7 separate regions of the Mus musculus genome follow, and all the other regions are linked to region 5. The links are chromatin loops, found by intact Hi-C in ENCODE. Cell type or tissue: left cerebral cortex. All regions are shown on one strand. Region 1 overlaps Gm33299 (a long non-coding RNA gene). Region 2 overlaps Farp1 (FERM, RhoGEF (Arhgef) and pleckstrin domain protein 1 (chondrocyte-derived)). Region 3 has its middle 56 kb from the start of Farp1. Region 4 has its middle 45 kb from the start of Farp1. Region 5 has its middle 16 kb from the start of Gm33173. Region 6 has its middle 60 kb from the start of Ipo5. Region 7 holds the start of Farp1 (FERM, RhoGEF (Arhgef) and pleckstrin domain protein 1 (chondrocyte-derived)).

The links. Peaks named below come from ENCODE experiments on the same cell type or tissue, not always from the same donor. Only the 100,000 strongest peaks of a DNase experiment are listed, where the experiment ranks them.
Region 1: it touches region 5 in a loop (10-fold over the local background); 20 of 42 quality-filtered maps call a loop at or near these places.
Region 2: a loop joins it to region 5, with 3 times the contacts of the local background. A loop is called at or near these places in 13 of 42 quality-filtered maps.
Region 3: it touches region 5 in a loop (2.9-fold over the local background); 20 of 42 quality-filtered maps call a loop at or near these places.
Region 4: it touches region 5 in a loop (2.8-fold over the local background); 2 of 42 quality-filtered maps call a loop at or near these places.
Region 6: a loop joins it to region 5, with 2.7 times the contacts of the local background. A loop is called at or near these places in 20 of 42 quality-filtered maps.
Region 7: it touches region 5 in a loop (5-fold over the local background); 11 of 42 quality-filtered maps call a loop at or near these places.

What each region holds. Positions count from the first base shown.
Region 1 is chr14:121,449,401-121,453,400 of GRCm38, reverse strand. The region is part of intron 2 of Gm33299 (a long non-coding RNA gene); the gene reads left to right. Among named protein-coding and RNA genes, the nearest start is that of Gm33299, 5.5 kb to the left of the region's middle. In left cerebral cortex, a CTCF peak has its summit at 2,106 (motif pointing right); a DNase peak (open chromatin) is centred at 2,107; H3K4me3 peaks cover 353 bases.
Region 2 is chr14:121,227,582-121,231,581 of GRCm38, reverse strand. It overlaps Farp1 (FERM, RhoGEF (Arhgef) and pleckstrin domain protein 1 (chondrocyte-derived)), which reads right to left. Exons shown (of 27, transcript NM_134082.3): 6 at 856-953. Among named protein-coding and RNA genes, the nearest start is that of B930095G15Rik, 19 kb to the left of the region's middle. In left cerebral cortex, a CTCF peak has its summit at 2,319 (motif pointing right); a DNase peak (open chromatin) is centred at 143.
Region 3 is chr14:120,978,012-120,982,011 of GRCm38, reverse strand. No RefSeq gene overlaps it. Among named protein-coding and RNA genes, the nearest start is that of Farp1, 56 kb to the left of the region's middle. In left cerebral cortex, a CTCF peak has its summit at 2,247 (motif pointing left); a DNase peak (open chromatin) is centred at 2,231.
Region 4 is chr14:120,989,020-120,993,019 of GRCm38, reverse strand. No RefSeq gene overlaps it. Among named protein-coding and RNA genes, the nearest start is that of Farp1, 45 kb to the left of the region's middle. In left cerebral cortex, a CTCF peak has its summit at 1,574; DNase peaks (open chromatin) are centred at 1,454 and 3,727; H3K27ac peaks cover 1,208 bases.
Region 5 is chr14:120,830,278-120,834,277 of GRCm38, reverse strand. No RefSeq gene overlaps it. Among named protein-coding and RNA genes, the nearest start is that of Gm33173, 16 kb to the left of the region's middle. In left cerebral cortex, CTCF peaks have their summits at 25 and 2,301 (motif pointing left); DNase peaks (open chromatin) are centred at 1,763, 2,290 and 3,805; H3K4me3 peaks cover 461 bases; H3K27ac peaks cover 2,447 bases.
Region 6 is chr14:120,968,919-120,972,918 of GRCm38, reverse strand. No RefSeq gene overlaps it. Among named protein-coding and RNA genes, the nearest start is that of Ipo5, 60 kb to the right of the region's middle. In left cerebral cortex, CTCF peaks have their summits at 497 (motif pointing right), 1,380 (motif pointing left) and 2,070 (motif pointing right); no DNase peak of the experiment used is centred here.
Region 7 is chr14:121,033,412-121,037,411 of GRCm38, reverse strand. Farp1 (FERM, RhoGEF (Arhgef) and pleckstrin domain protein 1 (chondrocyte-derived)) reads right to left here and starts at 1,838. Exons shown (of 27, transcript NM_134082.3): 1 at 1,487-1,838. In left cerebral cortex, CTCF peaks have their summits at 1,168 and 1,941; DNase peaks (open chromatin) are centred at 1,482, 2,027, 2,703, 2,980 and 2 more places; H3K4me3 peaks cover 3,095 bases; H3K27ac peaks cover 3,383 bases.

The sequences.
Region 1 (4,000 bases), 620 kb before region 5:
GAAAGGCTGCTGTGGGTGTGGATGGTTTGTGTGGGGAGAGAGAAAGCAGCAATTAGAGGTATTGTGACCTGACAAGTTGGATCACCCTTCACAGAAAACCCTGGCATGATGGTACTTGCCTGTGATCCCAGCACATGGGGTGGAGACAGGAGGTCAAGGCTTCACGTTATCCTCAGCCACATAGAGAGTGAGACCAGCTGCCCACGTGGAAGGACAACTCAGGAAAGGACAGCAGAAAGCATGTTAGCCTCCCTCAAGAGATGAGGAAAGCCATTGTAAGGACCATCCTCTGAGCCAAAGTGCTGCCATCTTCAGTTCATCTGGGCCTGTGCACCAAAGATCAATAGCTTGTTGACTATTGATGGTCCTTCCTGGAAGGAGGGCATGGTGAGGGTCATGAGACCTGCACCTGAGTATCCAGCCACTCCTCCCAACCAGTTATATGCCATTCTGTTTGCACGTGGCCTCCAGGTCTTAGGGAAAGGCTGGAAGGCATAGATGGGGAAGGACTCAAGGAGGGAACTCCATCCACACAGTGATGGGCGAGGCATCTGGCATGCCAGGTGCCAATCTCCCCATGTGGCTCTTTTAAAGTCACCTGTATCCATTGCTCTGTAAGAAACCCCAACAAACTCTTTGGTTCCTCAGCATGAACCTCGGTGCCACCACTTCTTGGTTTGTCATTGGGAAGTGGAAGAAGGTGGTGGGTGGTTGCTTCTCCCCAAGGAAAGGCCTTTTAACAACGGAAGCAATCACCATCATAGCTGGAGGCAGAGCAGCAGGACACAGGGGACATCTGTTGGAATGCCAAGAGGACATGTTTAGGGCCTTTGAGAAGTTGCAGGAGACCATCGCACACAGTCGAGAGCAAGGGCAGGGGTTGGGGTGGGGGCAGAAGCGACTGTGTGTTCAGTCACGGGTTTATGGGTCATGGCAAAGACATAGGCTTCTCCTTGAAAAGTCCCACACTCTGGCCAGTGCCGAGGTGGGGTCCCTCCGGCTAAAGAAGCAGCAGAAAGAGATCAAGCATTGACTCAAGATCCCCTCATGACCTACAGAAGAGCTGCTCAGTCCAGGAAGGTGGCATTAGGACTTTCAGAGTGGCCCATACTAAGGCTCTGAGTGCTTTGTTTCATCTAGCACTCAAAGGAAGTGGGCCAGCATCTCCTGACTGCCCCTGAGGAGACCAAGGCACATGGCAGTTAAGCAATGTGTGGGAGCAATGTTTGCTCCTACAGGAAGGTGTTCTATCTCCTCTCCTCTTCCCTTTCTTCTCCTCCCTCTCACCCCTCCTCCTCTCTCCTTTTCTTCTCTCTCCACCTTAATTATTCAGGTATTTGCTTAACAAGTTACTTCAGAAAGCACTAGAGGACACCTCCAGTTCCCTTTGTACCTTTAGGTCCTGGGAACAGAAGAACTTACTAAACCTTCAGCTAGAAGGAGTCATGTCTATGAGACTCTGCATTCTTCTTCCAGGAGCAGCATAGAAGAGTGGTCAGTTTATGCTGTAGAAGCCATGGTTTCAACTTGAGGTCCTCTTGCCTCTTATGAGTTGTCTCTTCTCCACCACGGCCAACTGCACACCTGAACTGTGAGCCCTTACTTTCTAAAGTCGTGTCTTCTCAGGCCAGGCCATGAGGAAAGTGCATAATACAGAGAGCAAGTGACTGCATACAGTTCTGAGGCTCAGTTTTCTGTCCAGAAATATGGGTTACCTGGACGTATTGCCCTTGGTGATATGTTTCATGCTCGTGTATCCAGGACCGAGGGGTTCCCAGGACGGAAGGGAGCTGGTTGCTTTAATGAAATGAAACCAGACATAGAAAGTGCATTGGTCTTGCACATAGTAGGTACTCTATACAAGCAGGTTATTGTTTTACTTCTTTGCCAACAAATACTGTTTTACTTCTTTGCCAACAAATACTTAGCAAACATTTACTTTATACTAACTGTAGTTTAGTGCCAAGCGGATGCACCACCCTTGCCTGCTTTGATAGCTTTAAAGGCATTTGATGAGCACCCCGCCCAACCCCTTGGGGTTTGACCAACCATGGCCCAGTGAAGCAACCCTCAAGTGTTTATCTGGGAGTGCCCCATCTTTGCCACAAGGTGGCAGAAGAGTACACTTGTGGGTTACAAAATAACAAAAGTTTTAGGTAAACATTGGCCCTGTCTCCTCCGGAATTGTTCATGCTTAAACATAAGAAGCCTTGTTAGATACCGGAATTGATCATCCTAAATGTTTCCATCTTGAGAAGGGCGGAGGTGGTCTGTTAGGTCGGGGATTCCAGTAGGTTTGCTGTTCCTCAGGACGGCACCCAGAGGCGCCCGATAGTAATGGGCTTTACTGAATTGGGGGATACTGAGGAAGGAGACTGTCGACTAGAAGGCGTCTCCCGCGTGGTGGGTTCTGCATCATTTCACTAATGTCTGACGCACTCGTTTTTCATTCAGCCCATGGCACATTGCTGTTTTCCATGCGTTGAGGTTGCCCGACAGATTAGCAAATCTGAAACAGTGGTGGTTGCTGATAAGTGCTAACAGAAGCAAGCTTAACAAGAGGTTAGAGAACAGCGAGGGTCCACTATGATTATAAATATTATACATGTTCTACCAAGAGAGTTCTGTTTTCAATATGTTGGTTTTTCCAGAATCTTCTACAAGATGCCAATCTGGGAGCCTTTTATAAAGAGTTCTGGAGGAGTCCTGTAGAAATGATCTTGGAGTTTCCTTGATTTTTTTTTTTTTTTTTTTTTTTTTTTTTAAGTTTAAATCCTGTTTTTGCCTTTTTTCCCCCTTGGATCTTTCAAGTCTAAAAACATGTTAGATTCCTCTTCCATTTGATTGGCACTTGGCTGGGTACAGAAATCCCGTTGAAGGAGGTTCTCTCTTGGGTATTTAGGGAGTGTTCTTCCTTGTCTTTCTACTTTTGATGATGCTATTAAAATCCCATGCCAGGCTCAGTATTTAATATTTTATATGGTATTTTAGTTACTCACCATTACAACAGAATACATGACAAAGAAGACATGTGGTATGGGAGGAAAGGTTCGTTTGTCCACCATGACAGGGAAGGCACAACAGCAACACCTGAGGTAGCTGCTCACACTGTATCCACATTCAGGAAGCAGTGAGAGGCAGCTCTTTCACGTTTGATCAGTGTGGGACTCATGCCCAAGGGATGGCACCCTGAATACTCGGCTTGGTTCTTTCCCCCCCTCAGTTAAACATTTCTGGAAACACCCTCCTGGACACACCCAGAGATATGTTAGCAGTGAAGATAAATCATTGTATATGGGAACCCTTTTCCCTAGATAAGCTTGTCCCTTGGATATATTACAGGATGTTTATTCAACACGCTTGAGATTCTAATAATAATGTTTTATTTTAATTAGAAACAGGGTCAGGAGATGGTACATCCCAGAACTTAGGAGGCACAGGAGGTGGATCTCTGAGTTTGAGGCCAGCCTGGACTCTGTAGAGTGAGTTTGAGGACAGCCAAGGGTACACAGAGAAATCCTGTCTCAAAAAAAGGAAAGGAGGAAGGGAGAAGGGGAGAGAGAGGGAGAGAGAGAGAGAGAGAAGACAGACAGAAAGAGTGTGTTTTTAATTTGAGGACTTTTTAAAAGAATCAATTTGGAATATTTGTGTATATAAAATGAGATTTCTTGGGGTGGGAATTCCTTTATGTTTCCTATACAACTTATGCACACAATCTGAAAGTAATTTTAAATTTTTGGGTTTTTGTTTGTTTGTTGTTTATTTGTTTTTTGGGGTGGTTTTTTTTTTTTTTTTTTTTTTTTTGGTTTTTGGTTTTTGGTTTTTTGAGACAGGGTTTCTCTGTATAGCCCTGGCTGTCCTGGAACTCACTTTGTTAACCAGGCTGGCCTAGAACTCAGAAAATCCGCCTGCCTCTGCCTCCTGAGTGCTGGGATTAAAGGTGTGCACCACCACGCCCAGCTTCGTAAATAGTCATGTGCAGTCCCTGGAAGTCATTTTA
Region 2 (4,000 bases), 400 kb before region 5:
TACAAAGTCTCCGTGAACAAAGAACCAGCATCCACTGCATGCTGCTCTGAAGGGACATCTGGGGCCAGACTCCTGAACCAATGTGACTCTTTCTTCCATGTGGCTCTATTTAGGGATGCGCTGTTTAATACACACTGCTGACTCACACACACAGAGCCATGCCCACGTGCAGCTCACACACCACAGGGATCTTCCCTACCACACACATCACAGTGTGCTCCAGCCCTTCCGCACCCTGTGAGGGTCGAGGTGTACAGCAGTCACCAACAGCAGAAAGATCTGACGTCGGAAAGCGAAGGCAGAACTTCTCTTGTCTAAGTGGGGACATGGGCAGGAGGTGAATCAGAGTCTTCAATGCCCTAGGTGCCTCTGCAAAGGCCATTGAAGGCATGTGTTGATCTGGGGATAAATTTTAGTGACTGGGCAAGTCTGACATGAGACTATCAGTGCAGTAAAGCTAGGTTCTAAGCATTGTAGGAGGCTTCAGTGAAACCTGCGGCAGCTTTGTGTCCTGACACTAAGGATTCACATCCATCGAAGAACACTAAATCCAAGAATGGGATAAAGGAGATCTGGATGAGCTTGTCCATTGTCCACCCAAGCTTCTCTTTGTGAGACGCTAGGTAACACTCTATATTTGTCCTTAAAAAAAAAAAAAAAAAAAAAAAAAAAGTCAAGTATCACCAGAACACAGAAGTCCTAGGTTCTGAGTGAATGTTTAAGGATGTGGTTTACTGCGGCATCTGTGGTAATGGCAACAATAACGCAGATGTGTTCTTTCTGTGACTTCTCATCAGCCAGGCCCTTGTTGTGCTGATTCCAACCCAGTTCCCAACAGAACAGCAAAGAACTTACACTGTACAATGTGTGAGATCAAGAGAGCGGCACTGGTGTCGTTACACGTCAGCCTGCCTTGAGCCAAGTCCTGCTTCACCTGCAGAGCGAACAGGTACCTGTAAAGAGCAACAGAGATGGAGGTCACGCCAAGGAGCTGGAGGGTTGGAGTTCAAAGTAGGCTTCCTCTCGAGAGTCTGAACGCGTAGTAAGAAACTAAGGAAAGATATGTAAAACTAACTAAGGAGAAAGCCTAGAGAATCTTTAAGGGCACCGAAGGAAATGGTGGCTTAGAATTACCCTCTTTTTTTTTTTTTTTTTTTTTTTTTTTTTTTTTGGTTTTTCGAGACAGGGTTTCTCTGTATAGCTCTGGCTGTCCTAGAGCTCACTTTGTAGACCAGGCTGGCCTCGAACTCAGAAATCTGCCTGCCTCTGCCTCCCAAGTGCTGGGATTAAAAGTGTGCACCACCACGCCTGACTAGAATTACCCTCTTAAATATGAGGCCCTGAAGGGGCCTCCAAAGCCAAACCTATGACAACTTGACCACAGAAAAAAATTATTAAAATGAACTGAAGCATACTGGATTATATTTATGAATTAGTAAATTATGAATTGATAAAGATTTACAAATCCACAGTGGTTGAAGGTTGGTGAAAAAAGAACAAAAGAACTGAACGTATCACATTCTACAGCCCAAGGTTAGGTTACTGACTGGGACACTGGTGGCATGAAGGTTGTGGAGGTAACTAAGAGTTGCGAACCTAAGGACGTAGCTGTGAAGCCCTGGAGCGGGGGTGAGGCTGTCACCAAGCCTGTCCTGGAAGAAAGGCAGGTGATGTGGAGGAGGCAGACACTAACCAGCACAGTTACCACTCTCAGAATGCACACAGAGCAACTTCAGTTCCTTCTGAAGCCTGCTGCACAGGAGGGAACTAATGCCTGCAAACGTAAGCCTGGCCTGTAGCCTGGGGAGTCACAGGTCCTAGAGGGGGAGCTACTACTGTTGTCTTACTAAATGGATGTGTCATAAAAATGCTTCCTAAATATTAATGTTTACGCCCATAGTTCCCCTCGGCCTTGGCAAGAGGAGCCTCCTTCTGCAGTGGGCAGTGATGCAGAGACTCATGGCTGCTCAAACTGATGAAGATAAGCAGCCAAAGAGCAGTCACCCTTTAGGGGACATTGACATCCTCCCCACTCTAAGGCTCAGGGAACGTCACAGTCGAGAGATCAGAAAGAACTTAAGAGTCAAAGGATGGAGAGGAGAACTATGAAGTGCTGACTTTGGACATGGAGTGGCTATTGCACCAACGAACTCACTGTGGACCTTGCCACCTGCACAAGGTCAAGGCAGCAAGCCGGGTCAACATCTCAGTGGGCAGCACTAACTGCACCCAGTGAAGTCTTCTTATTTTCTTTTACAGAATTATTTATTTTATGTATGTGAGTACAGTGTTGCTGTCTTCAGACATGTCAGAAGAGGGCATCGGATCCCATTACAGATGATTGTGAGTCACCACGTGGTTGTTGGGAATTAAACTCAGGACCTCTGGTAGAACACCAGTGAGTGTTCTTAACCACTGAGCAATCTCTTCTAATTTTTTAAAAAGCCAATTCAAAACAAAAACAAAACCAGAAACCCAAGAGGACTTGAGGAGGGAAGGGAGTGTATTAGAGGACACTGGCGGACTACACAGGAGACCTGGGGTAGATATGATCAAGATACAATGCATACATGTATGTATATAGGTGTGCATGCATGTATTCATGTATGTATAACAACAACAACACACACACACACACACACAAAGGTGGTGGCTGAAGGCAAATTAGTATTAGGATAGACAGAGAGGTCAAGAAGATGGCAAAATTTGACTTGACAGGACACAAGAGGGGATAACAGGAACAGAACCCCCTCTCTCAACAGCCTCTAATGAACTCCACTCTGGAGAGGCAGTTGGTCAAAAAAAAATCACTTAGGAAGCTGGATGCTAAGGACATTATTTATTTCCCAATGGAGAGATCCGAGTATCACCTCCTCTTTCTACTGCACAGTCTCAGCACTATGTTAGTGACAGATAGAACATTTGGAGTAGATTCTGGTCAAAAATTCTTAATTGAATCCACAGAGACTTTAGATCAAGTTTCCAGTTCTTAAAGGTTTGGAAGAATAAGCACAACAGCAAAAGGAGGCGAGGTGACAAATCAGGGAGGTGTGGTGTTTTGTGGTCCAAGGACAGTGTAGTGAGGAAAACTGAAGAGCCAAGCTGGACTGGGAGAGAAAACTTAAGGACTGAGAGAGGTGTAGGGTGAGTCCCATCAGCGTAACAGGTCACTTAGCGATTGTAGCCTCAGGTGGCCTGGAATTCACTATGCAGACTATGCTAGCCTCTGCCTGCCTCTGCTTCCCAAGTGCTGAGATTAGGGGCATAAGCTATCACACACAGTCTTAATTTAGAAAACACAGAAAAAGAAAAACAACATTTGGGGTGCAACAGAGGAGTTTGGGTTTGGTGAAGGCACTATATAACATGTTAAGGTGAAGGCACTATGTAACATGTAAGGTGAAGGCACTATATAACATGTTAAGGTGAAGGCACTATGTAATATGTAAGGTGAAGGCACTATATAACATGTTAAGGTGAAGGCACTATGTAACATGTAAGGTGAAGGCACTATATAACATGTTAAGGTGAAGGCACTATGTAACATGTAAGGTGAAGGCACTATATAACATGTTAAGGTGAAGGCACTATGTAACATGTAAAGTACATGCTTGTATGTGTAGGATTAGAAGGGATATCATGCTAACGTGATGCACGACCGGAATGAACTATTTCTATGTTCCTAATTAAACATTCTATTTTCCTATAAAGCACAGTTGCTACTCTGTACTAGAGAAGATTGGTTTATTATAGTTTAATGGTGTTAGGGTAGAACCTCGGGTATCACACCTGGTGGGTGTGGTGTTTGGATGAGAAGAGCCCTCACGGTCTTAGATGTTGAATATTTGGTCACCAGTTCACACTGTCACCATTTCATGGTGCAGTTGGGGAGGTTCAGGAGGTGTGGCTTTGTGGAGGGATTTTGTCCCTGTGGGTAGGTTTTGAGAGTTTAAAGATTCCTGACTTTTCAAGATCACCATTTTGGCTTCCTGCTGGTGCT
Region 3 (4,000 bases), 150 kb before region 5:
CTTACCTTATACTTTAGAGCAGTTCATCTTCCTATTGCTGTGCCCCTTTAACATCATTCTTCACATTGTGGTGACCCCCCCCAACCATAACATTATTTTTGTTGCTACTTCATAAGTGTAGTTTAGTTACTGTTATGAATTGTAATATAAAATATCTGTGTTTTCTGATGGTCTTAGATGACCCCTGTCAAATGACCCCAAAGGGATTGAGGCCCACAGGTTGATAACTACTGCCTTTAAGGAAGGTCTCTCTTTGAACCTAGAGTGAGCGAGCTATCTGTCTGTCTGTCTGTCTGTCTGTCTGTCTAGACTTGAGCCCAGCAAACCCTCAATCCTCCTGTCTCTGCCTTACTCAGTGTTCCCAGTACTAGGGTTATGGTTGGTTTTGTGGATGTTGGGATTCGAACTCTGGTCCTTATGCGGATGCAGCAAACGCTTGTAACCGTCAAACACACAGCCATCTCCCTAGCTCAACAGGATGTGCTTGGTTTTGTTTTGTGGGGGTTTGTTTTAATTTAAGGTCATTCTGGGTGAAAACTCTTATTAGCACTGTATAACTTTCCCTCTTTGCTTTCTAGCCCGTGTCCTGGGATTTGACAGCTCTGTGAACTAGGAAAAAGGGAATACATGGTGGTAACTCCCCACCGTGCTTCAAAGGAAGCTGCTTCCTGTAAAGGTGAGACGGGTCTCCTGTGCCCCCATCCAGCAACACTGAAAGATGAAAGGAAGATTGGGGCACCGGCTTTTCCTGCTCATTTGAAGCCGATTGCAGAGTCGACTGCTGGAGTGTTTCTAAAGGCGAGGATGGAACAGTGCTGCATTTTAAAGTCAGCTCAAGGAGAGCAGGCGCCGTGCCAGCAGCCCGGCTGTCTGTCTGTCTGTCTGTCCACTTTGCAGTGTGGCTCAGTGTGCACACGTGCTTGCTGCCAAGCCTGATGATCCGGGACTGATCCTCGGGGCTCATATACTGGAGGAAGCAAAGGTGGCCTTCTGACCTCTGTGCCCATTCAGTACCTGCACACATGTACATATACACACACAAACATACAAACACATACACACACACAAACATACAAATATACACATGTGCGCACAATAAATGTAGCTTTTAAAAATAAGAATAAAAGTACAATCATCTCATGTATATTCTGCAGCTACACAGACCAGCACAAACGACATTATAAAAATATTAATGAAATACAAATCCAAATGCCAGCAGATCACTCATTTATGATGACAAACCAGCTGCCTTATTCACTTTGCCTTATCCTGCTCTGAGAGGCTCAGGCATCCTCGCTGGATGCCTATGTCCTAGCTGTTCGTTCCCAAGCGCTGAGGTGCTGAGGCAGTCAAAACAGAGGCCAGACGTGTGTGTGTGTGTGTGTGTGTGTGTGTGTGTGTGTGTGTGTGTGTGTATGTGTGTGTGTGTATGTGTATGTGTGTGTTGTAGACACAGTGAGACTGTTGCCATTCCCACTGTGGGGAGGCCATGGCAGCCCTCTCCTGAGGAGATGGCTCTCGCCTCCAGAATGAGCATCTTGTACTTCATCCATCTTTTTTATCTTTCATCATGGCCCATGATCACAATCAGAAATAATTCCTTTTCTTTTGGATCCAATGTGCTTAATGTGAACTCAAGGCTTAAGAGAGAGAGAATACTAAAACATCACACACACATAACACAAACAAGTACACAATATACTCATACATGCATACCCAAACATAAACACACATATGCATACACACATATACAGACATATATACACACACATATGCATATACATACATATATACCCAAATGTAAACATACATATGCACACACACATATACAGACACATACATATACATGCATACCTCCATACACACAGACACATCACACACATATACACATATACATACCCAAACATAAACACACATGTGCACATACACAGAGTCATACACATATACACATACACACACAAACTCACAAGAGATACACACACAGACACAAACACATATACACACACTTTATTTTTTGCAGTGCTAGGAACTGAACTCAGAGAGGGTACATGCTAGGCAAGTGGCCTACCTCTGAGCCATGTCTCCTGATCTGTGCATGCTTTATTCCAAATTTATTGAGAATGGCTACAGAGGAGACTCTAACAGAGACAACAAACAATACAATCCTGCGTTGCTGAAGGCCCAGAAATGCACTAACAGCCTGCAGACAAGTTTGTTCCAAGGAAGCCAAACAGTCCTCCCCCTGGTGGTCAATCACATCCACAAGCGACCAGCCACTATCCAACCATAGGAACTGAGGAGTTGAGAGCCAGCCTTCTGAGGATGCAGGGTCAGAGACAAGTCTAAGGACTGGATGTGTAGCGCAGTTGAAAGAACACTTGTCTAATATGAAAGACACTCTTGGTCCATCTCCAGCCATGGTGGTGCATGCTAATAATCCCAGAAGCAGGAGGAGTAGCTGTTTAAGGTCTTCCTCCCCTGCTTAGTAAGTGCAAGGTCAACCTGAAATATATGAGACCCTGACTCAAGAAAAAGTGGAAAAGGCTGAGAGACGGCTCAGTGACAAAGCTTGCTGTTGAGACCCAAGGGCCTGAGTTCAGTGTCCACACAGAAATGCCCATATCTTTTTTGTTTGTTTGTTTGTTTGTTTGTTTGTTTTGTTTTTTCGAGACAGGGTTTCTCTGTATAGCCCTGGCTGTTCTGGAACTCACTTTGTAGACCAGGCTGGCCTCGAACTCAGAAATCTACCTGCCTCTGCCTCCCTAGTGCTGGGATTAAAGGCGTGTGCCACCACGCCCAGCTTAAATGCCCATATCTTAAAACCTCCATCTACAAGCATGACCACCAGTGCAGCGACGAGCATCCACGGAGACAGGAGAGCAGAAGTGTACCAATAGGGACTCACCCTGTGGACATGTCTGTAACCCGAGAACTACATAAGACAGAGACAGAAGGATGGATGGGGGTGGGGCGGTGAGGTCATTTGGGGCAGGAAGATTGCTGAGGCTTCCTGCGGCCGGCTTAGCTCCAGAGTCAGTGAGAGACCCTGCATCAAGGGAAAAAAGCAGCATGCCTGACGTCATTTTTGGGGTTGTCAGTATAAGTATATATCACACGTACACAGGGTTCAACAAATACACATCCATACACAAAATGGATGACTAATAATTAAATAAATGGTACAGCCTTGAAGTGACACCTGCACAGACAAGTCATAAAGACACATCTCACAAAAGCCAGAGGTAAAAGATACCCAAGGCCACTGCGGGATTGTATTCGTCAGGGTTCTCTAGAGGCACAGAACTTATGGAATGTCTCTACGTATTGGGGTAATTTATTGTGATGACTTGTAGGCTGTAGTCCTACTAACCCAACGATGATCAGCTGTGAATGGGAGGTCCAAGGATCTAGTAGTTGCTCAGTCCCACGAGGCTAGTTGTTTCAGCTGGCCTTCTGTAGAAGTAGGTTCCAACAGATGTGTTGGCAATTAAGTGCAAGCAGTTTAAAAAGGAATGAGTCTTCCTTGATCCAATGCAGGTCTCCAGGAGGTGTGGCCCAGATTAAAGGTGTGTACCACCACGCCTGGATCTAAAACTTGATTTGTTCCAGGCTGACCTTGAAGTCAAAGATCTGCTTGCCTCAATCTCCTGGGATTAAAGGAGTGTACCATCTTACCTAGGCCTAAACTTTTCATGGCCGTTATGCCTCAAGATCTCCATGTTAAGATCCAAGTCAGAAACCTGTGTCTTCCAGCCTCAAGATCTGGATCACAGGTGTGCCCTCCATTTCTGGATTGTAGTTCATTCCAGATGTAGTCAAGTTGGCAACCAGGAACAGCCATCACAAGGATGAATGGTACATCCATGCAGTGGAACAATACTTGGCCCTAAAAAAGGAAGGAAATACTGACCATTGCTACAACATTTGAAGGCATTCTGTCAAGCGGAACACAGCAGTCAAAGGAGAGCAGAGTGCCAGCACCCAGGCAGCTCATCTGGTA
Region 4 (4,000 bases), 160 kb before region 5:
TCCAAAGGCTTCCAGTCATATCATAATGTAAAATGCATTTACCCAACTGCAAGCGTCTAAAATTCCAAAGATCAAGGTCTCTTCTGAGCCTAAAGGGAATCTCGTAACAATAACTCCTTTGTAAAATCAAAATGCAAACTTCATGTTTCCAACACACAGCAGCACAGAATATACACACTACCATTCGACAAGGGAGGGAAGGAACCACAGTGAGGCAATACCGAACCAAAGCCAGACTGACACTCAGCAGGACAAGCCAATCCTGTGGTTCTACGTGCTATGTCAAAGGGCAGCTCTGCCCTCCCAGCTTTGCTGACAGCAACACGCTTCTCTCTCATGGGCTGGTGACACTCTCAGTCTGCAGCTGTCCTCGGCATACGTCACACGGCTCTAACATCTCCCGCATCTCCGCTTCTTCAACATGATCCAGACTTCAACATCATCCAGGCTTTGCACAGAGGTCTCTCAGGCTCTGGAGCCCTCCCAGGACCTTCAATCAAGAACTGCCCTGCCATAAACATCCTGGTATCCATGGCTCTCTTTAACCATGGAGGAACAGCCCACAACTGCTTTACTCTAGAATCCCTCGTGACTCTAAAGCCAGAACCACATGGACAGCATTCCCAAGGTCCGCCGCCCCTCAGGACGGACAGCCAGCATTGCCGAGGTCTGCTACCCGTCGGGACAGAGGCTGAGTCACGTTTGCAGCAGCTTTCCTTCCTTGTTGCTTTTCAGGAGCAGAGAATTCCTTCTACATTTTCCCTTTCACAGGTTGGAAGCTCAGCCTGGTGGGGTCCTGCCTTGAGGTCACCCCTCCTTTTATCCCAATGCAGATTGCTGCTGCCACCCACCACCACCCCATACCTTGATCTCTTTATCTCTTTCAGCACAAGCCTTGGCCCCATCATTAAATTTCCTAGTCTTTTATTCTTCAAATTATACATTTTATATTTCTCTTTGACCCACTTGCTCTTTCTTCATTGTAGACCTGCTTAAGAATGGTTGCTAATGACCATGTACGAGTCAGTATTAGGCTGTCTTGAAATCTCTTCTACCAAAGAAATTAGCCCATTACTTTCTAGTGGGAAGTGCTTAGGGAAAGGACAGAACGCAGCCACATCCTTTGCCAAAATATTACAGGGATACCCTCTAGCCCAGTTGCTTATTGTTCCCCTTTGAAACCACTTGATCTGGACCTCCACCGTCTGAATAGATCTCAACACTAGTGTCTGCCAAGAGACTGCCAGGATGACCCATTAAGCTCTGCTTTCAACATTCAACAACTTTCCTAGTCCAAAGTTCCAAAGTCTTCCACACTTTTCCAAAAAAGCATCGTGCTCAGGCCTGCCAGAGCAATCGCCCACTCCCTGCTAAGATGAGTTGTGTAGGGGACCCATGGAGGAGTTAGGAGGAAATAAAGGCTATTTTAGAAAATAAGCTCATATAGACCCTTTACGTGTCCAATCCCAGTCACAGTAGTGAGACCATCCTTTTAAAAATTGTGTTACTTTAAAATGATATGTGTGTGCATATGGGCGGTGATGGTGTGTGTGTATGGGAGGAAGGTGCCTGCAGAATCCAGCAGGGTGTGCTAGATCCTGTCTGAGCTGGTGATCCATTGCTGTGAAAAATACATATGACTGTGGCAACTCCTGTGAAAGAAAACGTTTAATTGGGGCTTCTCTACGGTTTCTGAGGTTTAGCTTACAATCATCACGGCAGGAAGCATGGTGGTGGACAGGCAGACATGGTGCCAGAGAAGTAAGCTGAGAGTTTTACATCAAGATCCACAGGCAGCAGGAAGAGAGAGCCTCTAGGCTTGAAATGGGCTTTTGAAGCCTCAAAGCCCACCCCCAATAACATGCTCCCTCCAACAAGGCCACACCCACTCCAACAAGGCCACACCCACTCCAACAAGGCCACACCCACTCCAATAATCGTAATCCCTCTCAAATAACGCCACTCTCTGATGACTAAGCATTCAAATATATGGGTCTATGGGAGCCATTCCTATTCTCACCATCCCCTGGAGCAAAGGTTATAGGCAGTTATAAGTCTCCAACCCTGTGTGCTGGGCCTGAAGGTAGATGCTCTTCAAAAGAAATGTGTGCTGTCAGCTACTGAGCCTTCTCCCTGGGCCCCATTTCTTTCCTCCTGGCACAGAGTGGGCACCTTCCTCATGGCCGTTTGCTTCTATTCTTTTTCAAGTACCTTATGCTCAGCAGAGTCAGGGGCCAACATGGCGTGCCGTGGGGTGGGGTATGGACAGAGCAGAGGATCTTCTTCTCCCTGCTGTTACCTTGTCATCAAAGCAAAAGACTCCTTTCTGTGTCTCTAGAAGGTATGGGATCGTTGGGCCTGGTGACAGGAGCCTGTGACCCCAGTTTCTCAGGAGGCTGAACTAGAAGGATGTCACCTACATGGTGAGTTCAAGGCCAGCTTGAGCAACTTCATAAGCTTTGTCTGCAGTAAAGAGAAGGTAGGTGTACTTGGGCAGCATGCACAGATGTGGGTTCCCTGAGTACCACCATTGAAACAAAACAATAGCTCCAACGTTTTGAGATTTCCCCTACATGCCACAAAAGCCAGAATTCCATAACTTCCACTCTGACTCTCAACCTAGGGAAGCCCACAATCCCTAGGCTGTGGGCTCAGCCCTAAGGTCACCTGTACTTCAAAAGGCACTCTACAAGTCCCCAAGCTATTTAACGTGCTTTTGGGTACAACAACTGGCTGTAAATGGAGGAACCCACAGCCCTCTCCTCATGTTCTAATATTGCTCAACGGGCTCACAGAATTCAGGAAGGCATTTGTGTTTCTGATTCATTATAAAGTGCATCACAAAGGATGCAGAGGCCAGAACTGGAGGAGGAGGTATGCAGAAAGGGACAGAGCTGTCCTGTCTCCAGGTCCTTGACCCCAGTCAGCAAGCCAGAAGATTTCTGAATTCGCTCCTCCTACATAGATGTTGTAGGAACATTTGCTGAGTTACAGGATAGGGAGACCCAGCAAGGCCTATCTGGATTCTTCTTGTGCTAAAATCCTTCCCTTAGGATGCAGGGAAAATTCCCTGTGGGATAAGGAGAGTCTGATGGCCTGCTGTCAGACAAGGACGTCAGAAAATTTCTTTATGGATATCTGAAGGTGGGGAGGAAGCAGAGAAGACTGTCTTTTTTTTCTTAAGTATGGAATAGAGTTTACTTAGGGAATGGAGAGGGAAGTTGAAGAGGAGAGAGTAGAGACAGAAAATCAGAGACACAGAGAGAGAGACAGAGAGAGAGAAGGAAGGAGGGAGGAAGAGAGAGAGAAAGAGAGGGCAGAGGAGAGAGGAAAGAGGGGAGAGGGTGGCCAGGAACATGTGGAGACAGAGTGGGGAGGGGGATGGGGAGAGGAGGGGCAGAGATGTTAAGAGAGTAAGAGGGTAAGAATGAGGAGAGTTTCTTAAAGAGGAGGTTGTATGCTAGGAACCATGGACAAAGCAAAGCATACACGCTGTCATGATAGGAGACAGGTTCTGAGTCCCTTCACCCAGAACTTGCCTTTTCAAAGGCAAAAGCTGTGTTCCTCCTCCGCGTTTGCACTCCTCCTCCGCGTTTGCACTCCTCCTCCGCCTTCCTAACTTCCACAGGCCAAGCCAGAGTTCCTCCCACCCACCTTAAGCACTCCAAGGATCTAGTGTCTAGGAGAGACTACATCCCACCTTCCTCAGAGGAGCCAATCCTAAGCGCTTCTCTCTCCTACCTACTTCTCCATAGAAACCCAGTGGGGATGTTGGGCAGCATGCTCTGCTCTCTCTCCTGTTGCTGCCTCCTACTTACCATGAGTCACCTCCTCAGCAATGGCCTCTTCATGTCTTCCTCTCAGGCACTTAAACCAAATAGCCAAGTTGGGGCTGGAGAGATGGCTCAGTAGTTAAGGGTACTTCCTGTTCTTTTTAGAGGACCTGAGTTTCATTCCCAGCATCTACATCAGCTCACGACAACCAGTAACTGCAGATCCA
Region 5 (4,000 bases):
ATTCTTGGTGGTCATCCATGGTACTGCCATTTCCAAAAGGCCGGGGGGTTTCTGCTCTCATCAGTAGCTTTTCATTGACTCTCTTCACGGTGCCAAGCCTCACCTTCTCTTTCCTGGTCCCTTCAGTCCTAGGACTTCAACTGCCACCAAGGCTGCACCTTCCCCGGTGGCCTCTCCTGGCCTCTCACAGTGCCAAGCCTCAGCTGTTTTCCATGGCCCCTTCCTGACTTCAAAACTGGTACCATCTGGATGACTCTTATACTACCAAGTTCAGATGCCAGCATGAGGTACAAACTTGGCTGCCTCTGGAACACAGCTTCTGTGTGCTGACTCTCAGGAAACACTTCCCATAAGAGTTAACCTCAACCTCTTAATCACTGATAATTTCTCAGCTCCGGCTGGCCAGTATCCAGTATCCCAACAAAGCAAAGGTTTCACGTTAGTAGTTCTACTATCGTGTTAAACACAGCTGATTCTTGGGCCCCAGCTAACCAGACTCATGAAATCTCAAATCAAAATAGCAAATGGTCCCGATAGTTTTTAAACTTCCCTCTGAAACTTCACAAGACAGGCCTCATCTTTAAAAAAAAAATATTTATGAGTATACCATCTTCATGCTCCCCAGAGGAGGGCAATGGATCCCATTACAGGTGATTTCGAGCCACCTTGTGGTTGCTGGGAATTGAACTCAGGACCTCTAGAAGAAGAGTCTTAACCACTGAGCCGTATCTCCGCCCCCCTAGGCCCCATCTTCTGTTCTGCTTTTAACATTCTTATCTTCCAAGCTCCTACAGTACACTCACCAGGTACTGAGCACTCTGGCTTTTCTAGCCTCAAGTTCCAAAGTCCTTCCATAATCTTCCCCAAAATAACATGGTCAGGGTTGTCATAGCTCTACCCTACTATACCCTACCATCTTGATACCAACTTGCTTTAGTTAGGGTTTCTATTGCTGTGATGAAATATCATGACCAAAAGCAAGCTGGGGAAGGAAGGACTTATTTAGCTTAACACTTCCAGATCACTGTAGAAAATCAGGACAGGACTTAGGAGAAGGACCTGGCGGCAGGAACTGATGTAGAGGCCACGGATGGGTGCTGCTTACTGGTTTGCTCTGCATGGTTTGCCTCGTCTGTCTTGCTCAGTCTATTTTCTTATAGAACCCATGACCACCAGTCCAGAGATGGCATCACCCACTGTAGGCTAGGGCCACCCCTACCAATTACAGTGTGGAGGCATTTTCTTAATTGATGTTCCCTCCTCTCAGATGACTCTGGCGTGTGTCAAGTTGACATAAAGCTATCCAGAAGAGTGGCCATTCCAGGAGGTAAGAAGACCCTGGGGTTGGCTGTGTGGTCTCCTCTTCTCCCTGGAGAACTTTGTGCTTCAGGCTCTGAACAGAGGTAGTCTGAGCTCTGCTCTTTTGCTAACCACAGGGAACCATTTCTTCTCTTAAAGACTGAAGTATCTGCAGTGAGACCCACCCCTTTTCTTATTTTGACGTCTCACTTGTTCTGAAACAGAACAACTTCTATCATGGGGCAAAAAGGCACAAAACCAGAGACCTCTTGACATGGACACATAGCACATTGCAGTATGGTCTTTCCTGGTCTCCAGGGTGCAAACGATGCTAGGAGTCAGATCTCATGTGCAGAAGAAGTCAGCCAGCGGCTTCAAACCTTCAGTGGGAACTGCCAAGCATTCTGATCTTCCAGGAACTCATCCAGGCGTCTGGGGGAACGGCTCTGTCTTTATTTGCATATGGAATTCTGGGGGCTGACTCATTCTCTGAGCAGCTGGCCTCACTTGTGGTTTGTGCAAACCCACGCTGAGAAGTTGAGGCCAGGCTCTGGTCAAGGGCTGGGTCTAATGCAACCCTAGGGCAGCTGGGTCGCTTATATTATCTCTGGTCTTCCTGCTTTCTTCTCATTGAACTAAACAGCTAGGGGGCAGGTCCTCAGTCAGCATCCACAAAGCCACTGCATACATGGAGCATTCCAACACACTAGGAAGGCTTAGCTTTCTGTTTAGAATTCTAGCAAACAAGCTACGAACGTTTAAAAAGACAACCCCCTTCTCTCCGGCTCAGTGAAAGCAAAACCAGGCAGCAAAATCAATAAATCATTAACTTAAAGGACGGCCTTTCGAGGCTCGCTGCCTGGCTTGCTTTGCCAAGTGACAGAAGGGTCACTGACTTCACCGTGGAAAGGAAGTTGGTAATGATTTCCCCTAGCTCGCGAACTCTTGCCGCGCTTGCGCTGACGGTGTAGGACTTAAAAGCGAGGCTATATCGCCCTCTCGTGGACGCTGTGTGCATAACCTGTGATGCACAAAGCTTTGAGCTACAAATCACAAATACCGACCAATAAGATACAGAACTCAGGGAGTGTCAAACTGGATTGTTGTAATGCACACACACTGTTCAGGAACAAGTGGCACGCCTTAGGACTCGTTCGAGAAAAGCGTATCTAAGTGGCTTTGTCAAATATCAGTACTATGAATGCCCCTTTTAATCTAGCGTATTTCCCCCAAGCTTTCTTACAATGTACAGGACAAACTGCAAGTTGTGAGATGATGATTCCAAGTTAGTTAGCATATTTGTCACCTCACATACCTCCTTTTTTTTCCTTCTTCACAAGAACACTTAGTCTCTTAGCAAGTTTTGCATATGCAGTGGAGTGAAGCCTGTGAGTAAGACCAGCTTGGAGACGTTTCCTTCTGAGAGCCGGGGAATGGGGTAGCAGGACCCGAGGCCGTGTGCTGAGCTGCAGGGTTTATTGTCTGAGCTAAAGGGATTCTCTCTACCCCACCTGATCTTTACAGCTGTTCTGGGAGTCTCAATTACTTCTGTTTTGACCAAGACAATTTAATTGGGTGTCTGTTGAAGGAAAAGGCCTGGAATCGATATTGTAGCAAAGTGTACCTCAGTGGCTAATTAGTGAACTCGACCTTGGGTTAGCATTGCTGGGAGAAAGCTGCCCGCTCTGAACACCACTAGCAAGTCCCATGTGCTGTCTGCTGTTGATGATCAACACTGTCCTCGTTACCTAGAAGAATGGCACATTGTAGAGAGACTATCGGTTGTTCATTTAAAATAATCATAGTTTAATTAAACAACCTGAGAGGTGTCAATACTTTGTCCTGATTTGCACTGAAATAATCAGTGTAATAAAACTTCTGGGGATGCCTAAAACTTGGTCCAATTATAAATGCCAAGTGGGGGGACAATGAGATAGCTCAGTGGGGGGACATTAAGATAGCTGAGTGGGGGGCAGTGAGATGACTCAGTGGGGATAGTGAGATGTCTCAGTGGGGACAGTGAGATAGCTCAGTGGGGGAAACAGTGAGATAGATAACTCAGTAAGGGGGGCAGTGAGATAGCTTAGTGGGGGGGAATGAGATGTCTTGGGGGGGGGGTGGACAGTGAGATAGCCCAGTGTGCAAAAGTGTGTGTTGTGCAGGCATGGTGCTATGGCTCCATTCCCAGTACGCATGAACGTCGAGAGAACCAGCTCTGTAGCGTTGCCCCGCCTCCGCCTATCATAGAGAACCAGCTCTGGAGCGTTGCCCCGCCCCTGCCTATCATAGAGAACCAGCTCTGTAGCATCGCCCCGCCCCCGCCTATCATAGAGAACCAGCTCTGGAGCGTTGCCCCGCCCAGCCTATCATAGAGAACCAGCTCTGTAGCGTAGCCCCGCCCCCGCCTATCATAGAGAACCAGCTCTGGAGCGTTGCCCCGCCCAGCCTATCATAGAGAACCAGCTCTGTAGCGTAGCCCCGCCCAGCCTATCCTAGCCAGAAGAACAGTACAAGAGTGAGTCATTTCTGCACAAAGTGACTTTTTGTTAAATGGACACACACAGGGCCCAACAAAGCATTGATCTGGTCTCAGAATTTTGTTATTTTAAGACAGTTTACAGCAGAGCCAGCTTCAGCTATGCATTTGCAACAGCGCAGAACCAGAAGCATAATAAACACGACAGAGGAGGTGTGAAACGTA
Region 6 (4,000 bases), 140 kb before region 5:
TTAGGTGCATCATCTCTGAATGAACACAGACCCGGAAGTCCTCTACTGCATGTGTGTTGGGGACCTCATATCAGCTGGTGTAAGCTACCCGTTTGGGGTTTGAAAGATCTGTTGGTTTTATTTCATAATGACAAGTTCACAAGCTCTGTGTAGTAGTTTGAATGAGAAATATCCCAACGGGCTCATGTGTTTAAGTATTTTCCCCTCAGTTGGTGGCGCTGTTTGGGGAGGTTATGAACCTCATTAGGGGATGGAGCCTCACTGGATATCATATCACCGTGCTGGAGGGAGTGGATCACTGAGAGTGGGTCTAAAGAGGTTATATCCTAGCTCCATTTCCTGTTCATTCGCTCTGCTTCCTGGCTAGGATACAATCTCTCAGCTCCCTGCTCCTGCACAATAATAGATTCTTTTATTTCAATCTTTATTATTATAGACTCAGATATTCATTATGTATTTTATATATGTGGATGTTTTGCCTGTCTATGTGTCTGCTAACCAGAAGAGGGCATCTGATCTCATAGGATTACAGTTATGAGTCTTCATGTAGGTTCTCAGAATTGAACTCAAGACCTTTGTAAGAGCACCCAGTGCTCTTAACTGCTGAGCCATCTCTCCAGACCTCAATCTTAATTATTAATGTTAACTCTTAGATCATACATTGAACTCACAGACTATATTGCAAAATGTGTGTGTGCGTGCGTGGCTGCGTGTGTGTGTGTGTGCGTGTGCGTGTGTGTGTGTTACAGAACAGCTGACCACAGAGTTCAGAGGGACTATTCTGGAAACATATAGAAAGCTGACACAGAGGCATGGAAATACCTCTACGGGGACAGATTAGAAGTTTTGGGAACCATAGGAACACAGAGATGGTGGCAGGCGAAACTGAGTGTCAGTGGAAAGTGGGCTGAGCACTGAAATCACGAGAACCTGGCCTCCAGAGAAACAGAGAAACAGAAAAAGACAAACAAGAAGGCGACCAAGTAGCGTTGCGGCTTGTGTGCAACCCTTGCGTGTATGCCGGCCAGCTGTGCTCTCCTTTCCTTGCATCTTGCTCAGGAGTTCCAGCACGGAGGGCATCTCCCTACCCTGAGTCTACAGTGGGACCTCTGTACTTCCTAGCCCTCAGATAGCCTCCCCCCCAGTGATTTTTGTTGTGGTTCCTTGTGGGGGCACCTCCCAAAGTACACAAAGTATCCTTGTACAAGAAAAAGTTCATTATCTACCTTTCACCATCTGACTCAGCTTGGCCCTTGTCTGTCTGTGTAAAACGTTTCTCCGTGGGCTGGAGAGGCAGCTCAGCCCTTAAAAGCACTGGTTGCTCTTCCAGAGGATCTGAGTTCAATTCCCAGCAACCACAAGGTGGGCCACAACCGTCTATAAAGGATCTGATGCCCTCTTCTGGCATGTTGGTGTATAGCACTCATTAAAAAAAAAAATCTTCGTGTTTCTTCAGTCTGCACTGCCTGTGGAGAGGGAACTCCCCCATACCTGCACTGGGTGCACCAGGTCACAGAATCAGTTTCGGATTCTGGAACAGCCCTACCATGACGAGCCCTGTTCTTGCCACAGAGCCCTCCACTGCTTAATGCCCTCTGGCTTCCACGTGATGACTGAGCCCCCCCCCGCCCCCAATAAATCCTCTCCTCTTCTCGGGGGAAGAGGGGAAAGAAAAAGAAGTTTATCCTGCTTAAAGCTTCTACTACTTAGTGAACAACTTGTGTTTTTTTTAAAGATTTATTTTGTTTTAATTTATTTTATTTATTTAGTTAGTTAGTTAGTTTTTAGTTTTTTGAGACAGGGTTTCTCTGTATAGCCCTGGCTGTCCTGGAACTCACTTTGTAGACCAGGCTGGCCTTGAATTCAGAAATTCGCCCGCCTCTGCCTCCCAAGTGCTAGGATTACAGGCGTGTGCCACCACTGATCGGCTTTGTTTTAATTTTAATATTTTTATTTACTGTTTTATTTTTTAAAAATTATTTTTATTTGTGTGTGTGTGTATGCACGCGTGTACAAGCACATGTGCCCGCCTATATGTGCACTATATGCATGTAAGTTCCAGAGAAGCCCAGCAGAGGGCGCTGGATCCCCTGCACTGGGGTTGCAGGAGTTGTGAGCAGCTGGATATGTCCTGGGAACCAAACTTGGCTCCTCTTTAAGAGCACCGCGCACTCCTAACTGCTAAGCCACTTCTTCAGTCCTTCAATAACTGTTTTCTGGTTTTGTTTTTTAATAATTTCTGTCCTTTGTTGATCTACAGCACCTCATATTTTCCTTGTTTCTAGGACATTCTAGTCAACCAATACTAAATATTTCTTTGTCATAAATCTTGGCAGGAATCAAAGCTGCAGACAACTCTATAATATTAGATGATGAACATCTATGCGTCAGGCAGCGAGGACTCTGGAATCAGATGTGGGTTTGAATTTCCAGTATTGTTTCTATCCGACCTGGGGCAAGTAATTTAAACTCTGCAAACTTCAACCCCCACAACCGTAAAATGTGGACATACACCTTGTGAAGGTCTCATAATGTAACAGCTAATATCTGCCAAATAATTGCTAAATTCCAGACTCCGATTTAAGGGCTTAGAAGTATTAACTCACGTAGAAATGTACAGCTGCCTCAGGAGAGCCCTTGAGCAGCCATCCTTCCAAGGATGGGGAAAGCGATGGGGCTTGAGAGAGGGCTCGGTGGGCCAGAGCACTTGCTGTTCTTGCACAGGGTCCAGGTTCAGTTCCCAGAACCTGCATCAGGCAGCTCACAGCTGTCAGTGATGACTGTACATGTGCATACATACATGTGTGCATACATACATACATGTGTGCATACATACATGTATGGCATGCATGTGGTACATAGACATATACTTGGGCACACATACAAAACTAAATATGTTGCTTCTAAACGGAGGCACAAGGAGGATTTAAATAATAAGAGTCCGAGGTCCTGCAGGCTCATGCAGACTTGGGATAATGAAGTAAGGAGTCTGGCAAGGTAGACATCTTGTCTTGAAATCCAGTTCCAAGAATCCCCAAGGGACAAGGGGATTGTGCAACTCCCCAAAGAGCCTCTCTCTGGGCTCAGTGGTCACTGTGGGACAGTTCTTCCCGGTCTAACTGCCACATCACCCAGACAGCTCATTTTATGAGAGACTTTTATTATTCTCTAGGGAGTGTGAAAACCTTCTAATGAGTATCTCATATAAAATGCCAGGGGCAAGATGAACTTAGCAGTGATCTGAGGTAGGCATAGTTCTGGGAACTAGGAGGCTGGTTGCCCTTCCATTGAGCAACTACTACGTGACTTTGTCCCAAACCAAAGACAACACACGAAACTATGTGAGCAGTGCTTTGGTCTCATGGGTATGAGCAAATCCTAAAACCAGGGTAACACCATAGCATCTATATTTATCTTTATGTTATGTGAATGTTTATGCCTGAGTGTATGTATGGACATGCAGTGCCTCCAGAGACAAGAAGAGGGCATAGATAATCTGAAACTGGAGTTACAGGAGGTTGTAAGCTGCCATGTGGGTGCTGGGAACTGAACCTGGGTCTTCTGCAAAAGCACTAAGTGCTCTCCGCTGATGAGCCATCTCTCCATTCCCAGAAACTCTTATTTTTGGCTAAAGACTTGTCGATACGTGTCTGTGTTATAACAAAATGCTACAAGCAACTTAGGAGAGGAAAGGCTCAGTGCGGTGGCTAGACTGTGGGTTCAGTGAGCCTCAGTGAGCCTCAGAGACATCTCTCCACAGCTCTGGAGTACAAACACACAATGACATGCAGCATTCTGTATGGGTTCTGAAGACCAAATGCAGGTCTTTATGCTTGTAGTTAAGTACAGATGCTTTGCTGACTGAGCTAGTCCCCTGGCCCCACAAATGAATTTAATAAGCCCAAAATGAACTTATTTGCAACAGGATCCAGATGAAGACAGCCATGACTCAGGGGGTCCAGAAGGTATGAGTTCACAAACTGTAAGCTTTTAGAAATGC
Region 7 (4,000 bases), 200 kb before region 5:
AGCCAGACATACTAAAAACACAAACGTTTCGTTGTGCTTGGAGAAGGTCCAATATTAGTGTCTTGCTGCAGACCGATGCTGCAGGAATATAAAGTGGGCTGTGTGGATGCCAGACCCACGGAAGACGTGCATTTTCAGAGACCCACCCACCTGAAAAGCTGAGGCTAAGATGCCAGCAAGAAATGTGGGGCTGAGGGGAAAGACGACAGGGATTTGAAAAGGGCCCCACCTTAGCTTTCAAAACACCAAACCAATTTTTAAAGGCAACTCCTCAACTAAAGCTTTCATAATCCAAAAGGCTTTCCCCCTCTTTCTCCATTCCTTGTTCAGATAGAAAAAGAGAAGTAAGACAACGCTAGGGGAATGTTCTGAAGTGGGCTTGGCCAAGTCCCCACGTGCAAAGCACATTAAACATGGCCCATCGTTGGGTCGAGGTTATGGTCAGAAAACGCTGCCTACTAAGGGAGGGATTGGAAGTCTGGAGGGTAAACCATGGGCAGGGGCCAGGTTTAAGGTTGTCAAACGCGGTAAACTAGCACGGAGGAAGGCTGAAACAAAAATAAATGAAACAGCCGGAGGCCACTGAACTCCGGAGCCGGAGCCGGGGAGGGGAGGAGAAGCTGAGCCTGGTAAACTGTTCCAGATGAGAGGCAGTTATTCGCTCCCACATCTTCACCAGCACGTCTCAAACCTCGTTCCTTTGTGAGCCCTACCTCCCTATTTTCTAGGGGGACTCTAGAAAATCCCTGCCAGCCGTGGTTTCCGGGTCCCAACAAGGAATCTGGTACTCCTCCACGACCCCTAGGTCTAAGACTCACCGGGGTCCGGATGGATCACAAGGCTAAAGTTTTCCGAACTTAAATCGTAAAAAATCACAATCAGAAGTTCTGAACTCCCCGTCCCCCCACACAAAAATAATAATATATATCCTGTGCTTTAAAAAGGGAGGGGGAAACTTCCCCCTCCATAAGGCAGAGAGTAAAGAGAAACAAGATCTAACTTAAGAGGGCGTGTTCCTCTTTGTCACCCACCGGGAGGTTCTCGCCGCCCGTGGGCGAGATGCAGTGACCCGGCGGCACGGCGGCACCCGTGCTGCCGGGAGACGGACCTCCAGAGCCGAGATTGCAGCCTGAGGTCCGGAAGAGGCGTCGGGGGCGCTGTCACCCGGCAGGGTGGGATGGGAGGAAGCGGGGGAGGGGCGCCCAAGGAGAGGAAGCCAAGCTGGGGAGAACCCACGAGCTCAGAGCCCCGCAGCCCAGGTCCGCGGAGGTGAGCTCCACCGGTGCCCGAGGAACCGTGGCTTCTGCTATTGTTGCGGGGCCTGCGGCCGCCGGCTACAAAAAGGACCGTTCCCGTGGACTCCGCAGCCAGCTCGGCCGGCGCCCAGGGCCGCGAGCGCGGGGACTCGCACAAGTTGCCGCCGCGGCCCGGTCCACCCAGGCGGCCGCCCTCCCGCCGCGGTCATTGTTCGCCGCACGCCTCCTACCTCGGTGGCTCCGGGTCCGGGCTGCGGGCTGCGGGCTGCAAGGCTGGCGAGGGCGCGGCGGCGGCGAGCGAGGGGTCCCCGCGGGCGGCGGGCGCGCGAGCTAGGCAGGCGGCGGCCGGCCGAGGTCCGAGCCATCAAAGGTGGCGCGGGGCGGAGGGGAGGGCGGAGCAGGCGGGGTGGGTGGGGAGCGAGCTCCGGGTCGCCGCGGCCGCCTCGACGCCCGGCCCGAGCGCCACTCGCGTGGGGAGGAGCGGCGCAGAGCGGGCGGTGGCCGCGTCCCCGCCCCGCACCTTCTCCGGGCTCCCCGCTCCCCGCAGCCGCTGCGCCCGCGCCGGGACCAGCCGCCTCCGAGGCTGTTGAGCGGGAAATGAGGGCCACCACTGCCCCTCCCAGGGCCTGGGCCGAGCCCTCGGCAGGGGGAGCCTGGGCACAGCCTGGGGACGGCGGAGAGCCACAGCCCCCTCCAGCGTCCGAGCCGTGACCTGCGCCCGCACAGCGGCCCCGCCCCGCTCCGCCCCGCCCCGGAGGCAGGTGCGCAGAAAGGTGGACCGTGGGCAGGGCCACGCCACCCTGGAGCTGTGCCTTACTTGGGCGTGTGGCAAGAGCTGGTGTCTGAGCTGCACCACCAAGCCAAGAGCGGGAAGAAGCGCCACCGCGGAGACGCGAGCGCTAGTCGCTGGTGTCCAGCGGGATGCGGAGGCCCGGAGGGAGATTCGTGGCACTGACTCCGCAGGTCGCCTTTGGAAGCCTGACAGAGAACTACGACATCACGTGGAAAGCGTTTTACAAAGACCCACGAATTCCGCCCCCCACCCCTTCCAGGCCACTAGCGCAGGCTTCCGGCACCACCCTAAGCGGCGCGGTATTCAATGCCAGAGACACAGGTGCCACCTCTGATGCTGCTCGGGCTCAGTGCCCACCACCTGAGCGAATCCCAGGACAGTGCCCAACCCCACCTCTCTCCGACCAGGGACAGCAGAATGCCCTGCTTAGTGTGGCGAGATTTAGAATGACTTGCAGTTATTTGATTCCGTTTTTTTTTCCCCCAGAACTTGGTGATATAGTCGGAAGATTCATGATCAGAAGGCCCACGATACTAGGTGACTTTCAATCACTATCCCCACCCACTAGGTGCCATTTTTCCTTCGTCCTTCTTCCCTGTCTCTGTCTGGGAAAGATCTTGGGCCACTGACCGTATGGAACACAGGAAAGCCTTGTTCTGCCGGATCCAGAGGCTAGTGTGGACCCGCCCCTAGAGCCAATTTGGCTCAGATTCCGGTCATTTTCCACCCTGGAGGAGTTCACTGACCTCAGTCGCAACTACAACGGAGCTACAACTGAACTTAACCAAGTGAAATTGTCTCTGTGGCTAGGGAGGGAGGCTGAAGACATGAAAGCTTGATTATCAGAGAGGGGCACCTGTAAGTCATGGGAGTCAAAAGCAGTCTGCGGAGGGTTGGGGCTGTTTCTTGCATGCTGCAAAATCCCTCTGGCCTCTGGGGAACCAGACAGGCCTTGGGCGATTTGCTAGAGAGAATCATGGGTGGGTTGGAAGCTAGCTCTGTGGCCAAACTGTGTGTGGCTTTACAAGTATGGGTGAGCTATTTTCAGCCAGTAATTTTCTTAAGTGTAGTGGTCAAACTGCCACCAAGAGCAGCAGCACTCGATTTTAAATTCCTCTCCCACTCCTCCCCAGAAAGTCTCCTCATGTAGCCCAGACTGGTCCTCGTGCCTCTACCTCTTAAGCATTAGGATTTCGGTCTGAACCACCAGGCCCAGTAAAGGAAAGCAAATTCAAGCAATTATCACACCTTAAGAACCGCTATAATGGGGAACCGACCACAGGTTCAGAGTCTCTTCACAGGATAAGAAGACAGTGGCCAGACTGATTTCTGAGGTTGGGACATGACATGGATGGGTTTAAAGTTATTACAGGTTATTCCCAGTGTGCAGCCTGGCTTTACTAACAACCTCTGATGCTGTGGAATCGCCTGGGAATCTTGTCCCAGTTCGGATTCTGTATCGGTCTGTTTCAAACATTCCGGGTGATGTATTTTGGTTGGTCCGGGGACTGTGTTGGCAGACATGTGCTGTGTCCCATGACTAAAGCAATATAGTACCAAAAAGGCAAACCATAACATTTCCCCAGTCCACCCTCACCGAAGATCCCCTTTTTCTACATTTAGTGTTTGGTTCAACTGACTTGAGTGTCTAGGATATGACCAGTTTGGTTTTGCTCTCAGAGTTATTTATTGGGTCTTTGTATGTCGGGATGTAGATGCCACCATGCATGTATGTGAAGGTCAGAGGACAACTTGTAGGAGTGGTTTCTCCTTCCACCAAGTGGGTTCCAGGAATCAAATGTGCATCATCAGGATTGGTACCGAGCACCAAAGCACCCTTACCCCACTGAGCCATCCTGTAGGCTCTGGCCATGCTGTTTTATTATCTCAGCATTAATAATAACTAAGAAGGTAACTGGTTTTGGAGGCAATCCGAGGGAGCCAGAAGTCT